Regions from separate parts of the Homo sapiens genome. Here region 1 is linked to region 2. Evidence: chromatin contacts called from ENCODE Hi-C or POLR2A ChIA-PET data. All regions are on one chromosome and are shown on one strand. Each heading gives the region's core, a stretch centred on a gene start or an enhancer-like site at or near the end of the contact. The rest is flanking DNA. Distances are from core to core; before and after follow the strand shown.

What was found. Hi-C counts contacts between places; a loop is a spot of excess contacts on that map. ChIA-PET counts read pairs that join two places held with the same protein, here RNA polymerase II (POLR2A). Pooled maps may share reads with other maps.
Region 1: a loop to region 2 is called in a pooled map, with 2.4 times the contacts of the local background. The contact joins two enhancer-like sites. A Hi-C loop is called at or near these places in 2 of 37 single-sample maps with no recorded cell type and 7 of 50 pooled maps. POLR2A ChIA-PET finds 5 or more read pairs at or near these places in 1 of 52 experiments (OCI-LY7).

Annotation. Positions count from the first base shown.
Region 1 is chr2:230,467,837-230,474,500 of GRCh38, forward strand. SP100 (SP100 nuclear antigen) reads left to right here. Exons shown (of 29, transcript NM_001080391.2): 14 at 1,207-1,260; 15 at 2,179-2,262; 16 at 5,488-5,604; 17 at 6,558-6,611. All of the region lies in intron 3 of LOC101928816 (a long non-coding RNA gene), which reads right to left. Among named protein-coding and RNA genes, the nearest start is that of SP100, 55 kb to the left of the region's middle. Within about 2 kb of position 5,000, at least 7 of the 41 ENCODE cell types and tissues checked have a DNase peak (open chromatin) inside an H3K27ac peak, as active enhancers do.
Region 2 is chr2:229,996,714-230,003,395 of GRCh38, forward strand. FBXO36 (F-box protein 36) reads left to right here. Exons shown (of 4, transcript NM_174899.5): 3 at 38-210. Among named protein-coding and RNA genes, the nearest start is that of SLC16A14, 69 kb to the right of the region's middle. Within about 2 kb of position 3,743, at least 2 of the 41 ENCODE cell types and tissues checked have a DNase peak (open chromatin) inside an H3K27ac peak, as active enhancers do.

The sequences.
Region 1 (6,664 bases), core at 3,750-6,249, 470 kb after region 2:
TTCTCTGTTTTGTAAAGAAAAGAAAGTACACTAGTCTGTTATTGCCTGATTTTGTCACCAACTTGTTCAAAATTCCAAAGCTTCTGGTCATACTCTCTAGTTATTGACAGAAAGAAAGCCTCCTGTTTCTTACCATCAGATTCAATTCATAGCTTTTGACAGATGGCCCCCAACATGAAATTGGCCAAATAGTGATATTTGAAAATATATTTACAAATAAGATCTACTTGCATCTTTACAACAACCTAAAAGGTGGGTGAGATAACTATTGTTCCCCCCATTTGACAGATGGGGAAACTAAGGCACACTTAAGGATCTTTTTTCTTTGCACATCACATATGGAAAGTTATAGGAGGAGACAAGACTAACAACCCAAACTCTTAATAAACATTCATAATCCTCTATAAAACCTTCAAAGCCAGATGTACTTCAAAGTTCAAAAAATGTTTTATTATTTTAGAAAGACAATGTGGTTTATATTCTATATACAACAAAATACCCTAGTAGGATCCAGGGAAGAATCCCATTCTCAAATATACTAATGTTTATACAGCAAATTATATAAATATTCACACCAAATATGATAAGATTTTACACGGACTCATGGCAACTCAAGTCCAGATTCACTGCCAAATTAGTTAGCTGCAAACCTATGAAAACAATACTGGTTATTAAAATATCTTTGAGGCCAGGTGTGGTGGCTCACGCCTATAATCCCAACACTTTGGGAGGCTGAGGGGCTGAGGCAGGTGGATCTTTTGAGCCCAGGAGTTCAAGACCAGCCTAGGCAACATGGCAAAACCCCATTTCTACCAAAAAATGCAAAAAATTAGCTGGGCATGGTGGTGGTGCATGCCTGTAGTCCCAGTGATGTGGGAGGCTGAGGTGGAAGGATCATTTGAGCCTGGAAGGTCAAGACTGCAGTGAGCCAAGATTGCACCACTGCCCTCCAGCTTGGCTGACAGAGTGAGACCCTGTCTCAAAAAAAAAAAAAAAAAAAAAAAAGTCATTGATTTTGCAATTAGGGCTAAAGGATTGTGGGTCTGTGCTCCATTTGATAGTAATCTCTTTCCCTTAGATGGGAAGAGACAGAAATGATCCTCATAGAATATTTATAGTCCAAATTCTGTCAACAGTGTAAGCAGTCATAAGATTTATAGATCTTTTAGTTAGATATTATTGATTTGGTTTTCCTTTACTTTCTAGCTCCTATGACTTCTAGAAGTACATCTACTTGGAGAATACCCAGCAGGAAGAGACGTAAGAGCAATTAAAAACTCTTGATGTAACAAATGTCTTTATTTGCTGCAAAAGCTACATTCACTTTTTATGTTATATCCTTTAAAATAAAAAATTAATTTGTTGGGATTTTAGATGATTTGCATTTTACATTTTCAATTAGATGAGTTGGGCTGGTATAAAACATAAGCCTCAAAATGTTCAAAGGCACAAGTGCAACATAAGTTTATTTTTCACTCACATAAATAGGATAAAGTAGTTCCTGAGTAGAGGGGGTGCCCACACAGTCATTCAGGGCCCAGCTGATGGGGGCTCTGACATCTTTAAGATGTTGCTTCCATGGTTCCCTTGGATAAGAAACTGAGATGGAAGCAGAAGTATGTGCAAACTAATAATGAAAGCCTAAGAAGCGTAAGAAACAACGTTGTCCTAGGATTGTATTCAGAAAAGATTGAACATTATGTATGTTCCTTTTATTTGATTATGCATGAATGAGATAGGAGAAAACGATGGAAGGATCCACACTGATCTGTTGACTTCACTAGCTGGGAGACCAGAGACAGAATAGGGTAGGAAAAGAGAGCTTTGGGGTTATATACATTTGCATTCATTGGTCTTCTTATGACAAGCATATATTGCTTTCTTAATTTGAAACCACCCAATGAAATGGATGATTTATAATAAATACATATTTTTCCCAAAGTTAAAAAAAAAAAAGAAGAAGAAACAATGTCATCCCCAGCCCCAGCCTCAGAGAGGGCTCCTGGAGCAATCTTGACCAACAGGTCAGATGATCAAAGCCAAAGGGTGGCCTAGTGGTGGGACTATTTCTCCCCCTCCTCCACAAGCTTCTCTTGTTCAGTTTTGCTTTTAAAGAATTCCCTGCTGATTCCTAAGACTCAGACTAAGACTGTTAAGGAATTTTATTTTTTTCTGCAGGTTTCAGCAGTAGTGACTTTTCAGACCTGAGTAATGGAGAAGAGCTTCAGGAAACCTGCAGCTCATCCCTAAGAAGAGGGTCAGGTAAAGAAGATTAGGATGCCAAGACTTGGCCTGCAGAATGTCAGGAATGTGAATTAAAAGCTGCTGTTTCCAGACGCTTTTTATTCTGAGCACCTTCACTACCTTGTATCCAGTTCATCTGGGAACTCCTTTTTGCATTTTAGAAAATGGAAAGAGGCAGGAAATTATGATAAACTCATGTTTAACAGAAAGAGTTTCACTGACTAAATGTATGTAATTATATTTTGTTGTTGTAGAAGAAATAAATAGCAAATTTGTGGTATTCTTTTTTTTAAACCTGCTCTCATTCCTATTAACACTAAGATCTTAGATTTTTATAGTGATAAATGGGTTGACATCATTGTCATTTGTAATTGTAAAGCCTCAAAAGACAACTGTTCCTACTATGTAATTATAGACAGAAATAAAAACTTCAGATCAAACACTCTCAAACGTTAGTATAGTTTTTGGTAGATGTCCTTCATCATGTAATTGGATTATATTGTGTTATTTCAATGTCTTTTGGCAAATAATATCTTATTTTGTCATCACAAAATTTTTAAGACATAGGCAGGCTAACTATACCCATTTTGGGGTGAGGAAATAGATGTACAGAAGTATTAGGGCCAAAAAACTAAAGAAACAATAGAAACTAGCAACCCAGGTGTCTCACGGTGGGTGACTGTTGTATGTAACAGACAGGAGGATAAGAGCTGTGTCATTTAAGTCAAAGTCCAAAGAAGATGCGCAAGGAACTCAGAATATTCACAGGAGACTATACCAGTGCCTGATGCAAGAAAGCTTATTTAACAACCACTGTGTGTGTGTGTGTGTGTACACATGCATATATTTGTTACATATAACATGTATACATACATAAACACACACATATGTGTGTGTATATATGTATATTGGTTAATACATATAATCTTTAGGGGGAGGGAAAAATAAAAATCGCAAACAGACAGAGATAATAGGAATGGAACCAGCTATATAATATACAAAATACCTAGAAAGACAGAAGCAAAATAGATAAACATAGAAATAAAGGAGAACAGAACATCATTGATGGAAACAGAAAAAGCAACACAGGAGACAAGATAAATCAAAGGGAGATGAGCTCACCGAATCAAAGAGACAGAGACAAAAATGTATAGCAGCAGGGCAATGGGCAGAAAAATGAGAAGTGAGAAGGAGAACGAAGTGTGGCCAGATAGAGTAGGGCTATGAGGTGTACTCATTGATATAGGTGTATTTTTTTGTCAGTCCGTTTAAGCTCTGAAAATAGTTCAGCATGACCACATTGAGACAGGTTCCCTGGTTTCCTCGTCACTGTCTATAGTCTATTATTTCCTTGTTTGTCTTCATTGTCCTGTGAATTTAGAGCTCCTCCAATGAATACACAAAGAGAGTCAGAAGAGATGCAGCCCATTAGCTTGTGATGGAGAAGCCGATTATGATGTTCAGTTCATTATTAATTATCTTTTTTTTCCTACTTGCATGGAGGAAAAGTTCTTTTTTCTTTTCCTTACCTCTCCCCCAAAACATATGCACACACACATACACACCACACACACAAAGACTTGTGCACAGACTCGGGCTGCTTGCGACAGGTTTGAGGGAGCGAAAAGAAAAAGAAGAGCTGGGCTCCTGAATGGAGGGAGGAGACACTGAGTGGATAAAGTAAGGAGAAAGAATGGAGAAAGGTAGGCTAGAGTCACCAAATGAAAAGATATAAGAGTCAGCTTCAAGTTTTTCTAAGTGGACAAGGAATTCAAATATTCCAGGTAGGGGAATTTTGTGGGGGAGGGAGGGATAATTTTCAACACACTTCTCAGAAATTGTACCAGAAACGTGAAAATAAAGTTGCTGATTGATTGACAGCCTTGCAAGGTAGAAAGCTCATAAAGAACAGACAAAGGTAATAGAGATGGCTATGTGGTCAGTGTCCTAACAGCAGGCATTTGGTGATGAAAGTAATAACCTGTGAGATAAAGATGAATATAGATGAAGAAAATGTGGATAAAGACAAAGATTGAAATTGCAAAAAGAGTCAAGATCAAGATAAGGGCCAGGCGCAGTGACTCATGCCTGTAATCCCAGCACTTTGGGAGGCCGAGGTGGGCGGATCACGAGGTCAGGAGATCAAGACCATCCTGGCTAAAACGGTGAAACCCCATCTCTACTAAAAACAAAAAAAATTAGCCAGGCATGGTGGCAGGCAGCTGTAGCTCCAGCTACTCAGGAGGCTGAGGCAGGAGAATGGCGTGAACCTTGGAGGCAGGTCTTGCAGTGAACCAAGATCGCACCACTGCACTCCAGCCTGGGCGATCGAGCAAGACTCCGTCTCAAAAAAAAAAAAAAAAAAAAAAAAAGTCAAGACAAGATTCAGAGAAACAAGCTAGAAGAGAGAATAGAAGGAGGAAGTGATAGTAGAAAGAAGTTCACCTCAATAATAAAACTAGATCTAAAGATATAAACAGAAAAACAGGTGGAATGAGATACATTCAAAGGGTGATGAGTGGTGTAAAAAATTAGGTACAACAAGAAGTATGTAGAGAAAGAATTAAAAGATGAGAGAAAAATGGAGGCAAGAAGGGGGAAGTGTAAATGGGAGAGAAGAGAATGATGGAGAAATTGTAGGATCTGAAATGACCATGAGATAAAAGCAACTTTAGCACAAGGCATGATTCACAATAGCAGTAAGTTTTCAGAATAAGGTGTCCCCTGGCCCCTCTGACTCACCCAGATTAAAAAAGGCCTCACCCAGGCATTTCATCCACTCCTGTGATTTCAGTCACCACCCACAACCTCATGATTCCTACATGTGTATCTCCAGCCAGCCCTGTCTTCTAAACTCATTCATCCAAGTGTCAGAAGGCTCCTGTTGGAGATTCTGAAGGCCTTAGACTTCACCACTTGGATGTTACTCAAGACCTTCAAACTTAACACCTCCAAAACTGAGCACATCATCTTTTTCCCTAAAACCAGCCTTTGCTCCTCCAGTGTTCTTCATCACTGAAACAAACTATTAATTGACCCTTTATTTCAAGATGAAATTCTCAGGGTTATTTATGAACAGAAGGGAAAAATACAGTGAGGAACCACAAAAGAAAAAGAGATTTCAGATGTAGAGCCCATCCCTTAATTTAGCTGTGGGGAGTGGGCAGTCACTAATGTTGGGGGGAAGGAGAATCTTTGAAGGGGAGTGGGCACAAATAAAAATGTTTACAAATCACAATTTAGGATCACAGCCACAAGAACCTGAAAATAAGAAGTGCTCCTGTGTCATGTGTTTTCCAAAAGGTGTGCCAAGAAGCCAAGAAGCAAGGACTGAAAGTAGTCAAGCATCTGACATGATGGGTAAGGCTACCCTAGGGTCTTGGGATGGAAGTGGCTCAGTGGATATCACAGACACTGGGTAGGGATGTGGGAAGTGATCAGAGTTGAAGCAAAGCATGAAACAGCCTCTGGATCACCAACAGGAAGTGGGCCCACAGGCCCCAAGCTTCAGAATTTCAAAAGTCTGAAATCATAGTCCCGGTTTCCTGCTGCACTTGACTGTGAGCAGACTGTGACAAAGAACAGGTTTGGTGCCGCCAGAATCCTGTTCTCTACATTTGCTTAACCCGACCCTTTTGGGAACTGCAGGGAGGCAAGAGATCATTATAAAGCCATATTTAACAGAATGGGCTCTCTTGGTTAGGTGGTAAAAAAATACACTGGTAAACATAGTAGTATCTCACTATATTAGCATATCAATAGTAAAGTGTTGAATTTATAAAGCGAGTTCCATCCTTGTTCTTGAAAAAAAAAAAAAGAAAACATGTTCTTCCACTCACAGGTAATAGTGTCATTTTGTCACAACTTTGGAAAGGCCTAAAAAGACAAATAGTCCTGCTACCTGTCAGGAAAGAAAAATCAGATACCTACTCTTATGCTAAAAATACATTGTTTTGAAAGATATCCTCTGGACTGTTATTGATTTATATAGTGATTTCCTATTAACTCTTGCAAGTAAGATATTTAATATTCATAAAAATTTTAAAGCTGAACAGGATAACCGTTGCTGTCCCTGTTTCATAAATGAGGAAATTGGTGCATAAAAGTAATGAAGAGCTGTTTCAAAGTCTCAGAGAACTAGACGAAGACCTTAGACATCAATTCAGTGTCTGTTTCCTTTGGAAGGAAGACAGATAAATTATACTCAGAATATTGTTATAAACGCAAGCCTTCCATGCAGTGTGAATTGTCATAAGATTTATAAATTTTACTTATAAATTACAGTTCTCTGACCACTACCTGTCACTTTCTAGATACCATGGATGTTGAAAACAATTCTACTTTGGAAAAACACAGTGGGAAAAGAAGTAAGAACAAATAAGAATTTACTTAATTTTTATGTTACAAATGAACTATTTTT
Region 2 (6,682 bases), core at 2,493-4,992:
TGTATATGATAACCATGTTGGCTTCTTTGAATTACAGGTCAAACTGCCTTAATATTTGGTGCAAGAATATTAGACTATGTCATCAATTTGTGCAAAGGTAAATTTGACTTCCTTGAACGGCTCTCAGACGATTTGCTCCTGACTATCATTTCTTATCTGGATCTTGAAGATATTGCCAGGCTTTGTCAAACATCACACAGATTTGCAAAGGTAACGGTCAATTATTTTATGTCTATATAGAATTTTCCATGTGCTTTCTAAAAAAAATTTTTAACATAGCAATCATTTGTTGAGTACTAACTTTGTGATGGACACTGTCTTAGGTGCACAAGCAGCAGAGATGAAATGACATTCCTCCCCTCAAAGAACTTACAGTATTATAGTAGAGATTCATGTAAATGCAAATAATTATAATACAGCGTGATCAGTTCAACAAGGGATGTGTATGCAAGGTACAAAGAGAGTGCAAAGTGATTTTCTCTGCCTGGCTTCACAAAAGCAGGTTACTTTATCTAGCTTTTGAGGGTGAAGTTGGTGAAGACAGGTGATCTGGGTTAGGGGGCATTCCAAGTCAAGGAACAACCAAGCAGAAGCATAGTGGCGTAAGAGAATAGGGCACTTTGGGAGGCCGAGGTGGGTGGATCACCTGAGGTCAGGAGTTTGAGACCAGCCTGGCCAACATGGGGAAACCCCATCTCTACTAAAAATACAAAAATTAGCTGGGCGTGGTGGCAGGTGTTTGTAATCCCAGCTACTCAGGAGGCTGAGGCAGGAGAATCACTTGAACCCGGGAGGTGGAGGTTGCAGTGAGCCAAGATCTCGCCACTGAACTCCAGCCTGGGTGACAGAGCGAGACTCTGACTCAAAAAAAAAAAAAAAAGAGAGAGAGAATAGGGCAAGGAGGACAACCTGACATCCGCGTTTCCATTTCTTCTAGTAATAGCCTTTGCTGCATTTCCTGTCTCCCAATATGTGTGTTTCAGTGGGCTGTCCATTGCAGTGTCCTGTTTTCTTCCTTGCCCGAAGCTGACAAGATGCATTGTCTCACTGCTTGAAATCCTCAGCAGAATGACCCAAGAGCAGGAAGCACAGTTAGTGCTGATTTCAGCCATTGTCAAGGCTTCAGTGTGACCTTTGTCAGTTGTACTCCCTGGATCCTGGAAGATACCTTGGTCCCTAACCCTTCTGTTGTTCCTTCAACTCCAGAACCCCCAATGCTACCCCACAATCACACACATACTACTTTTCCATTAAATCTCTTTTTGGCTTAAGTAAATCAGAATGGGAATCTGTTGCTTGCAACTGAGGAACCCTGACTAGCTCGGTATTTAGCTGTAATGTGTTGGGGCAATGTCCATTTATAAAAGAACATACAACATTTTCCAAGATGATTCAAATCATAATCTTATTATCTAAAAAGCCAACATTTTTTCCCAATAATGCAATAAAATGTCTTTATTTTTAAAATTAATTTTAATTCAGGCACAGTGGCTCATGACTGTAATTCCAGCACTTTGGGAGGCTGAGGAGGGAGGATTGGTTGAGCCTAGGAATTTGAGATCAACTTGGGCAAAATAGGGAGATTCCATCTCCACAGTACATTTTTAAAAAATTAGCTGAGTGTTATGGCCGGGCGCGGTGGCTCATGCCTGTAATCCCAGCACTTTGGGAGGCTGAGGCGGTTGGATCACCTGAGGTTGGGAGTTTGAGACCAGCCTGACCAGCATGGAGAAAACCTGTCTCTACTAAAAATACAAAATTAGCCAAGCGTGGTAGCACATGCCTGTAATCCCAGCTACTAGGGGGGCTGAGGCAGGAGAATCGCTTGAACCCGGGAGGCGGAGGTTGTGGTGAGCCAAGATCGTGCCATTGCACTCCAGCCTGGGCAACAAGAGCGAAACTCAGTCTCAGAAAAAAAAAAAAAAAGAATTTCTGAGTGTCATGGCATGCCCCTGTAGTCCCAGTTACTCTGGAGGCTGAATAGGAGGATCACTTGAGCCCAGGACGTTGAGGTTACAGTGAGTTGTGTTCATACCACTGTACCCCAGCCTGGACAACAGAACAAAACCCTGTCTCAAAAAACATAATTTTTTTTTTTTTTTTTTTTGAGACCGAGTCTCTGTCTGTCGCCCAGGCTGAAGTGCAGTGGCGCGATCTCGGCTTACTACAAGCTCTGCCTCCCAGGTTCACGCCATTCTCCTGCCTCAGCCTCCCGAGTAGCTGGGACTACAGGTGCCCGCCACCACACCCGGCTAATTTTTTGTATTTTTAGTAGAGACGGGGTTTCACCGTGTTAGCCAGGATGGTCTCGATCTCCTGACGTTGTGATCTGCCCGCCTCAGCCTCCCAAAGTGCTGGGATTACAAGCGTGAGCCACCGCGCCTGGCCAAAAATAATTTTAAGTAATGTAATTTTTTTTTTTTTTTTTTTTGAGACAGAGTCTTTCTCTGTCGCCCAGGCCAGAGTGCAATGGCATGATCTCCGCTGACTGCAACCTCCGCCTATTGGGTTCAAGTGATTCTTGTGCCTCAGCTTCCCGAGTAACTGGGATTACAGGCACCCACCATCATGCCCAGCTAATTTTTATATTTTTAGTACAGACGGGGTTTCCCCGTGTTGGCCAGGCTGATCTCAAACTCCTGACCTCAGGTGATCCACCCACCTCGGCCTCCCAAAGTGCTGGGATTACAGGTGTGAGCCACCGCGCCCGGCCTTAAGTAATATAATCTGTATTATAGTACTTAATATATTCCTTTTGAGAGTGTGTGTGTGTGTATATATATATGTATATATATATATATATGTATGTGTATATATACACACACACACATATTTAATTTTTAAAAGAGAGGTGGGATTTCATTGTGTTGCCCAGGTTGCTCTTGAACTCCTGGGCTCAAATGATCCTCCCACCTCAGCCTCCCAAAGTGCTGAGATTACAGGTGTGAGCCACCTTCCTGTCCAAATATATATATGTATATATATGTATTTTTTAACTTATATTTTGGGTTCAGGCATACATGTGAAGGTTTGTTACACAGGTAAACTCATGTCACAGGGTTTTTTTGTACAGATTATTTAATCACCCAGGTTAATTATTAAACCCAATACCCAATAGTTATGTTTTCTGCTCCTCCTCTTCCTCCCACCCTCCACCCTCAAGTAGACACCAGTATCTATTGTTTCCTTCTTTGTATTCATAAGTTCTCATCATTTAGCTCCCCAAAATATATTTTTTACTTGATTTTCCTACCTAAAAATGGAAAGCTGAAAACAAGTACTATTGTATATATTTTTGCCATTAAATAAGTATCCTAAAGTTGAAATTTTGTGCTTGGTGCTGATAAGAAGCTGATTATTAGGGCCTGGCACGGTGGCTCACACCTGTAATCCCAGCACTTTGGGAGGCCGAGGTGGGTGGATCACCTGAGGTCAGGAGTTTGAGACCAGCCTGGCCAACATAGGGAAACCACATCTCAACTAAAAATACAAAAATTAGCTGGGCCTGGTGGCACAGGCCTGTAATCCCAGGTAGTTGGGAGGCTGAGGCAGGATTGCTGCTTGAACTCAGGATGTGGAGGTTGCAGTGAGCCAAGATCACACCACTGCACTGCAGCCTGGACAACAGAGTGAGACTGTCTCAAAAAAAAAAAAAAAAAAAAAAAGAAGCAGCAGCAGCTGATTATTCATACTTTAAATGAAAAGAGAATTCTACGTAAATAAAATATGCAAGTGGGGATCTAGCAAAAGTTTCTGCGCTGTTGCAGGGCCTGGATTTGATTTTCTATCAAATCCTTCCATTTACTTTCAGTAAATTTCTGCTCCTGCAAGTAAATGGAAGGATTTGATAGGAAACAGCAGCAAGTGAGTGGCTTCTGGTAGTTATTTCTCACGCTGAGCGGCTGCCTTCTCTCCAAGTTTTACTCACTTCCACTATTACTTTCACTCTTAGTGTCCTGCTATTATTTCAGTGCAGTCTTGAAAACATTCTCCATAATTTAGCCAGTGCTCTGAAGTAGGTCTTCTCTAGGTTGCTGATTTCAGCCCTGAGCATCTTTACAGAGCAGAATTATTAGAAGATGGAACATGACTCAGGGCTGCTGCTTTTATTCTCCCCGCATAACATTAACCACTTTTCTTTTTTTTTTTTTTTTTTTTTTGAGTCAGAGTCTCGCTCGGTCACCCAGGCTGGAGTTCAGTGGTGAGATCTCAGCTCATGCAACCTCCACCTCCTGGGTTCAAGGGATTCTCCTGCCTCAGCCTCCTGAGTAGCTGGGTGGGACTACAGGTGCTTGCCACCATGCCTGGCTAATTTTTGCATTTTCAGTAGAGACTGGGTTTCACCATGTTGGCCAGGTTGGTCTTGAACTCCTGGCCTCAAGTGATCCACCTACCTCAGCCTCCCAAAGTGTTGAGATTACAGGCGTGAGCCACTGCACCCAGCCAACCACTTTTTTTCTTATTTGCACACAGGGAAAGAAGGAAAACCACTTATTTCTGTTGTCAATCTAAGTTTTATCTCTGTTCCATTTACCTGTTACACACTTCATTTATAAGTTATTTTCTTTTTCTTTTTTCTTTTTTTTTCTTTTGAGACAGAGTCTCGCTCTGTTGCCCAGGCTGGAGTGCAATGGCACCATCTCGGCTCACTGCAACCTCTGCCTCCTGGGTTCAAGCAATTCTGCTGCCTCAGCCTCCCGAGTAGCTGGGATTACAGGCACCCACCACTGTGCCTGGCTAATTTTTGTATTTTTAGTAGACACGGGGTTTCGCCATGTTGTCCAGGCTGGTTTTGGACTCCTGACCTCAGGTGATCCACCTGCCTCGGCCTCCCAAAGTGCTGGGATTGCAGGCATGAGCCACCATGCCCAACCTTATAAGTTATTTTCATTTAACTACTTTATTAATGAAAAAAAGGCTTCCTTTTCAAATTCCGGGGGACAAGTTTATTACCAAATTATTTGTGTCCAGTCCAGCTCCTTCCTCTTTACCTCAGGGAGGGAGTTGCTCCTCTCCTGCTCAAGATCAGTGCTACCTGACACGTGGTTCCAGGGCCTACTCCTGGGAATTTCACTTATTTCCTTTCTCTTCTGTTTGTTATTGTTACTATTATTGTTTTTTTAAGAGACAAAGTCACTCCATCACCCAGGCTGGAGTGCAGTGGCATGATCTCTGCTAACTGCAATCTCCGCCTCCCAGGTTCAAGCGATTCTCATGCGTCAGCCTCCTGAGTAGCTGGAATTACAAGTGCAAGCCACCACACCTGGCTAATTTTATTTTATTTTATTTTATTTCTGTATTTTTGGTAGAGACGGGGTTTTACCACGTTGGCCAGGCTGGTCTCGAACTCCTGACCTCAAGTGATCAGCCTGCCTCAGCTTCCCAAAGTGCTGGGATTACAGGCATGAGCCATTGCTCGGCCTATTGTTATTTTTTTTTTAACTTTTAATTACCCAGCTTCCCCCATGTTGACATCTTACATAACCATGGTACATTTATAAAAACTAGGCAATTAATATTGGTACAACACTATTAACTAAAATACAGATGTTATTAGAATTTCATTAGTTTTTTCAATAATGTCCTTTTGCTGTTTTATGTCCAATCTAGCTTACTACACTGCATTTAGTAATTAAATCTTTCTCTGTTTTTTCCCCCCCGTACGTTAATTTTTTTTTTTTCCTTTTTGAGACAGGGTCTTGCTTTGTTACACAGTCTGGAGTGCAATGGCATGATTACAGCTCACTGCAACCTCCACCCCCTGGGCTCAAGTGATCCTTCCACCTCAGCCTCCTGGGTAGCTGGGACTACAGGCCTGCGCCACCATACCCAGCTAATTTTTGTATTTTTTGTAGAGACAGGGTTTTGCCATCTTGCGCTGGTTGGTCTTGAATTTTGGGGCTGAAGCAATCCTCCTGCTTCAGCCTCCCAAAGTGTTAGGATTACAGGCATGCGCCACCATGCCCGGCATTAATTTTTTTCTCAAATCAGTTTCATCCTTCAAAAAACAAAAACTATCCTTATCCAATCTCTCTTCTTCAAAAATGGTTTACATAGCAGTTAATGCTCAGCAAACCAGCAGCATTAGTGACTTTATAACCCATGATGAAATGAGAATAATAAGGATGATATAAAGTTTTTGATAAAGCTAAACTTGTTTTATTTAAATGACCGTCTTTCAGTGGATGTTAGATCTTTCCTATTTTGGGGAGGGTTGAAATATTCCTTCTTGGCTGGGCACAGTGGCTCACACCTTTGGGAGGCCGAGGCGGATGGATCACGAGGTCAGGAGATCAAAACCATCCTGGCCAACATGATGAAACCCCCGTCTCTACCAAAAATACAAAAAATTAGCCAGGTGTGGTGGCATGCGCCTATAGTCCCAGCTACTCAGGTTGAGGCAAGAGAATCGCTTGAACCCAGGAGGCGGAGATTGCAGTGACCCAAGATCGGGCCACCGCACTTTACCCCAGGCTACAGAGCAAGACTCCGTCTTAAAAAAAAAAAAAAAAAAAAAAAGTTCTTTTTTTTATGAAGTGGTGGCAATAATACATGATCACTTTAAAAATTGTTCTTATTTGACAAAATGTGAAAGTCAGCAGCAACCTTATTTTTGTTCTTTATTATCATTTTATTTTGTTCTGCCTTTTAAAAAATTCACTGGTCTTAGGATAACCCAAAA